Regions from separate parts of the Homo sapiens genome. Here region 1 is linked to region 2. A link is a contact called in ENCODE Hi-C or POLR2A ChIA-PET data. All regions are on one chromosome and are shown on one strand. The core of a region is the stretch at or near the end of the contact, and the rest is flanking DNA. Distances in the headings are between cores, read along the strand shown. Region 1 overlaps LINC01517 (long intergenic non-protein coding RNA 1517). Region 2 has its middle 150 kb from the start of C10orf126.

What was found. A loop is a pair of places that touch in the nucleus more often than their neighbours do. ChIA-PET counts read pairs that join two places held with the same protein, here RNA polymerase II (POLR2A). Pooled maps may share reads with other maps.
Region 1: a pooled map shows a loop between it and region 2 (2.4-fold over the local background). The contact joins two enhancer-like sites. A Hi-C loop is called at or near these places in 1 of 50 pooled maps. POLR2A ChIA-PET finds 5 or more read pairs at or near these places in 3 of 52 experiments (AG04450, H1 and Panc1).

Annotation. Positions count from the first base shown.
Region 1 is chr10:28,767,004-28,770,053 of GRCh38, reverse strand. All of the region lies in intron 2 of LINC01517 (long intergenic non-protein coding RNA 1517), which reads right to left. Among named protein-coding and RNA genes, the nearest start is that of LINC01517, 25 kb to the right of the region's middle. Within about 2 kb of position 1,578, at least 2 of the 41 ENCODE cell types and tissues checked have a DNase peak (open chromatin) inside an H3K27ac peak, as active enhancers do.
Region 2 is chr10:28,990,407-28,993,186 of GRCh38, reverse strand. No RefSeq gene overlaps it. Among named protein-coding and RNA genes, the nearest start is that of C10orf126, 150 kb to the right of the region's middle. RefSeq lists a silencer at 1,093-1,387 and an enhancer at 1,132-2,331. Within about 2 kb of position 1,291, at least 3 of the 41 ENCODE cell types and tissues checked have a DNase peak (open chromatin) inside an H3K27ac peak, as active enhancers do.

The sequences.
Region 1 (3,050 bases), core at 329-2,828, 220 kb after region 2:
ATGAGGTCAGGAGATTGAGACCATCCTGGCTAACACACGGTGAAACTCCGTCCCTACTAAAAATACAAAAAAATTAGCCAGGCGTGGTGGCGGGCGCCTGTAGTCCCAGCTTCTCAGGAGGCTGAGGCAGGCAGGAGAATCGCTTGAACCCGGGAGGTAGAGTTTTCAGTGAGCCGAGATCGCACCACTGCACTGCAGCCTGGGCGACAGAGCGAGACTCCATCTCAAAAATAAATAAATAAAATAAAATAAAATAAAATAAAAGTTGGCATTTGGTGCTCTTCGCTTTGCAAATAAGTAGACATAAAAAAATTTCTCAGTTCCCAAAGTTAGCTTGTACTCCAAATCCTTTTGACTTTGAAGCTGCTTGTCTCTCTTTTTCAAGCATGTGTGTGTACATGTGTGCATGTGTTTATATATATAGGTGCACACGCGTGTACACACATAGCCCTTGCTTTTCATCTCAACGGTTGGATGGATGAGGCCTATGGCCAGATTCAGCCATGCCCTACAGTTATCAAGCATGACAGAGCTGGAAGAAAAACATCTGGTCCAAGGTTGCTGTTTGCCTTTGTAGCAGAGAATTTTCTTTGATCTCCAGCTGGAGTTCTCTATTGAGTCTAGCAGATCAATTAGTTAATAGGCCATTCCCACTAGTAGCTCTACCAGCTGACTACCTAGGATAGAAATAAGTTCTATTTATCAATCCTTCCCTTCCCCTTCTACTTTAGGCACATCCTTTTTCCTCTTGAAATAACATAATTATTAAACCACTTCAGTCACTTCTGTGGTTAATGATTCCCTCCTTTTTCGGTTCCGCTCTCCTGCTGAAACCTCTTGGTGGGTTTTAAACACACCACTCCATGGCGATAGTTTCATTTTCTACTACAATTAAGGTTAGGAACAGCTTGCAGTACCAATATAAAAACCAACAGCTTGTCCAGGTTTTACTAGTTCCCTTGGGGAACTGAAACAATAATTTTTGTATCTATGTTTCCAAAAATTCAGAAGAGTAATATAACAATTACATTTTCACCTGGATTTCATTTTAGGAAGCTTGGTTCATTTTCCTTATATTATAAAGATCAGTTCCAGGAATTTAAACAAACATAAGAATTTTTTATCCCGTTTACAATGATGTTGCTATCAGTGCTATTTAGAAAAGAATAATTATATGTCAGGGAATCAAACTGTCTTATTTTGGGACTGGCACGTAGAATTCCAATTAGTTTTAATAATTTTAGTGGGGTCAAGACATTTTGTCTGAACTCAATGTTTCACCTGAACACAAAACCATTATTTTGTACTATATTTACCTATCAAAAAAGTGCTCTAAATTAGTTCTTTTTGGAAAAAAAAAAACAGGATTAGCTAAATGACTGGCTGTTTTAGACACTCCAGTTAGACCAGCTATGTACAGAGGACAGTCAACTTAATTCTCCCGTGAGGTGGTGTTTGATGCCCTGTTCAATGCGTTTTACAGCAAGAGACGCTAGTCCGGTTTCTATGCTGGGACCGAGACAAACTGTGCAGTACCAACACTAGCTCTGCCCGAAGTACTCCCCCCTGGAAATGAAACAGGGCAGCTGTCTTCCAGCACGCAGGGCATCCCAGGCTGTTACAAGTACTTCATCCACATAAAATTGCAAAGGGAATTTTAGAAGTCAGAATGTAATTATCCCCTTTGGAGTTTGGCAATGGAACAGGAGGATTAAACAGAGCTGTCCTTTGTCCCCGAAATAAAAGATGCCAGCGGCTCCACAATAGACACAACCAAGGCATGAGGAAGGAGCCTGGAGTCTTGTTTGTTTTGGTGTCCGCTTTCTCACCTCCGTAGATCACCAATTCCGTGTTCTCAAAAATCAGAGCAGGCCTCAAGGTGACCCCTTTTATGGCATCTTACTCCCATTTTCAATGCTGTTTAGAAGAAGCTAGATGTAAATATTCAATAAAGTCCCTGTGAGCTACTGCCCTTGTGGCTCAGTAAAAATGAAAAGCTACTTAAAATACAAGTCTCCAAGCTTTGTCTTGCAGAGAGCTAGAACAACCCCAGGATACCCTGGGCTTTGATGTAGAACCTTCCAAAGACCACATTAGATGGTAACTACCAGTATAACTATTCTCAAAAACTCCAGAGTGACTTATATCTCATTTCCATAAACTTTATAATAAAACACTTGTAATTAGGCTGGTAGGAAATGAACTGCTGAGTATAAGGCTTGAGAGTTTCACCACTAGGTACCTTCGGAGAATCACTGAAAGTAAGTTAGCTGCTTGATTTATGCCACGTATATCCACAAGAACAGCAAAGCCAGGACAAAGTGGAAGTTGCTGTACAGCCTTACGATCTACGCGTTCTCTCATTCCTTTGTTCAAAGCATCCTTGACATGACTCTCCTTTCCACTTTCTACTTCCTATTGGCCCTTCTGAGAAGGTCACTATCCTAAATGACTTATCCCGGGATCTGACACTCACTCCTTCTAACATCTTTTGACAGGATCCAAGTAGCACCCCAGCAATACATTCCTAAGGCCCAATGGCCCTGACTCAAGCCAGGCTGATGAAAGCTAAGATGCAGCATTCTAGAAACCCTGAGCTCAACTCTAGCCAATGCTGACATCCTGACTTTCAAACCCATCCGTTTCCAAAAGGAAAAAACTTTTCAAGCTTTCCAATCATGATAAGTTCTGAGCCACCTAATACTGATGTTTTGTAGTTGATTGGGTGAAATAGAAGTCAAACCTAGTCTCAAGCTCTCCAAGGTGACATACTTTCCTCTAGTTCTTGCTCTAGATGACAAATATCTTCTTGAGGGTAGAACCAGTGAACCTCTCTTTCCCAAGAGCCACACTTCATCAAGCAGCCCAGGTCAAATTTTACAATGTGCAAACTAGCTAGAGAATAGACATTACCTAGAAGTCAGCACACTTCCTACTCATGCAATTTTGTTACCTTCAGTAAAAAATGTCTTGGGTCACTTTCGTACAAGAAGAATAGAAATCAGTTCTTTGATGACTGTAAGTTAGCCCTAAGGTCTTGCTTTCTGGTC
Region 2 (2,780 bases), core at 42-2,541:
TAAAAATATCTCACTAAACCCAGGGGCCGGGCATGGTGGCTCATGCCTGTATTCCCAGCACTTTGAGAGGCTGAGGTGGGCCGATCATCTGAGGTCAAGAGTTCGAGACCAGCCTGACCAACATGGAGAAACCCCGTCTCTACTAAAAATACAAAATTCGCCGGGTGTGGTGGCGCATGCCTGTAATCCTAGCTACTCGGGAGGCTGAGGCAGGAGAATCACTTGAACTCGGGAGGGGCAGGTTGCAGAGAGCTGAGATCGCGCCATTGCACTCCAGCCTGGGCAACAAGAGCAAAACTCCATCTCAAAAAAAGAAAAAAAAAAAACAAACAACAACAACAACAACAAAAAACCTCACTAAACCCAAATGAATTCTATCCCCAACTCAACCCTCCCTAAGCCAGTTCCAAAGACAACTTTTCCTGCTTCCATGTCCCCCAATAACAGGAGAAATATGACAGTAAGTGTTAGTGCAGAAGACAAGTGTAATCTTAACTGATTCCTTCAAAATGGGTTACTCCTGTAAATTTTATAAAAATCTATGACCATAGGCCAGGGATGGTGGCTAAGACCTATAATTCCAGCAATTTGGGAGGCTGAGGAGGAAGGATCACTTGAGGCCAGGAGTTTGAGACCAGTCTTGGCAACATAGCAAAACCCAGTCTGTACAAAAAATACAAAAATTAGCCAGGTGTGGTGGTGTGTACCTGTTATCCCAGCTACTCCGGAGGCTGAAACGAGAGGATCGCTTGACCCCAGGAGTTTGAGGCTGCAGTGAGCTGTGATCGCTACCGCACTCCAGCCTGGGTGACAGACCAAGACCCTGTCTGAAAAAAATATGTGTGTGTGTGTGTGTGTGTGTGTGTGTGTGTGTGTGTGTGTGTTATATGCACATGTGATATGGCCTCAGAAGGGGACCATGCAAATGAGAAGGCCCTGAAGTTGTGGCCTTCTTAGCTTCAATATCAACATGCCTTAGGTTCCTTTCCTGCTCCTCCCCCATGCTCTTGTACATACTTTTGTTATGACACAGTCATTGTGTAATTATAATCACTTGTTTGTCTGTTTCCTCACAGAATTGTGACCCCATGAAGGCAGGAACCCTATTTGTTCTATTGGTATCTCCAGCATCTAGCAAGATGCCTTGTGCATAGTAGTTAACCAATAAAAAGTGGTTGAATAAATGAATGAAGCACATTCATACTGAAGGTAAAGGTGTGTGATCAGAGAATCTCTCTCCGCAATGGCCACCAGGAGGAGCTGTTGGATGGCTCTGGATGGTTGGTGGGTGGGGTGGGGAAGAAAGGGGTAGAGAGAGAGTATGCAATTGGTAATTCTTCAAAAGGATACTTGAAATCAGGTTTGTGTAGTTCTGGACACAAGAAAGGCAACATGGGCCTTGTACCATCAAGCAATGGAAGTTGGAAAAAAAAAGAAAAAACAATCATCTCTGCTTTGGGGAATCACTGAATTGGCAAACCACCCCCATTTCCAACTTTTCTATGACCTGAGCCTTTGATGACAGCTAACATCAAATTGGGAGTATTCTGGAAACACCACGCCCAGGTCTGCGCCTTATATTTATAGAGCTTTTAGCACAAAGGCATTTTCTTCAAAGCACTTTAAGAGCTGGGCACACCCTGTCACACACATGAGCTCCATGAAAGGAATTGCAGCTTCACAGCAGCCCTGAGGCCTGAGCTGGCGAACAGGAATGCTTTGGAATACACTCCCTGGCCACAGGCGAGCAGCCCAGTTTGAAACTAGTGGGAAGAATGACATCAGGTGGGACCAGCCAAATCCCTGCTGAGGGGCCCGACCTGTATTTCTGCAAGAAAACCTTCGTCTTGATGATCATTGACCATGTACTAGACCCATACTTTATCTCCTTTAATCCTAACATTACCCCTATTGTGCAAATGAAGAAACTCCGAGGCAAAGAGAGGCAAAATAACTGACTTCAGGACCATCACCAGTAAGAGCCAAAGCTCTTTAACCTTGGTTAAAGCTCATCCCTCTCTACAATCATGTGCCTTTTGCTGCCGTTCTAATACATGATCTAAATGTATCAGAGAGAGGCTGACTCTAAGATCAGATGAGCCCAACATGGTTCTGGGTTGACTGTATTGCTTGACTTTGAGACCACCGTGACGGCCTTGGCATCATTCAAAAGCAGGCCCAAGTCCAGGAGTGGTGGCTCACACCTGTAGTCCCAGCATTTTGGGAAGCCAAGGTGGGAGGGTGGCTTCAGTCCAGAAGTTCAAGACCAGCCTGGGCAACACAACCCTTTCTCTATAAAAAATACAAAAACTAGCTGGGCATTGTGGCACGTGCCTGTAGTCCCAGTTACTTGAGAGGCTAAGGTGGGAGGATCACCTGAACCTGGGGAGATCAAGGCTGCAGTGAGCCGTGATCATGCCACTGCACTCCAGCCTGCAAAAACAGTGAGACCCTATCTCAGAAAAAACAAACAATCAAACAAACAACAACAACAACAATAAAAAACAAAAGCAGGGCCAAAAGAAGGAGGCCATCAAAGCCCACATTTTAGTCCATCAGTCAAGCCTTCTGGGGTCCCCATGAATCCCTGTTCTGGTTGTGGAGGGGATGATGTGTGTCATGTGTTGTCACAGCCAACCACAGCAAGAAGGGCTACAATTCCTTGTTGTCATTTTCCCCAACTTCAGTCCCCTCACTGAGAAAAACCAAGGCAAATCACTTCCAAGAGGCCAGCCCAACAGGATAGCACTAATTCCCCTAGTTACAAATGTCTCACACCC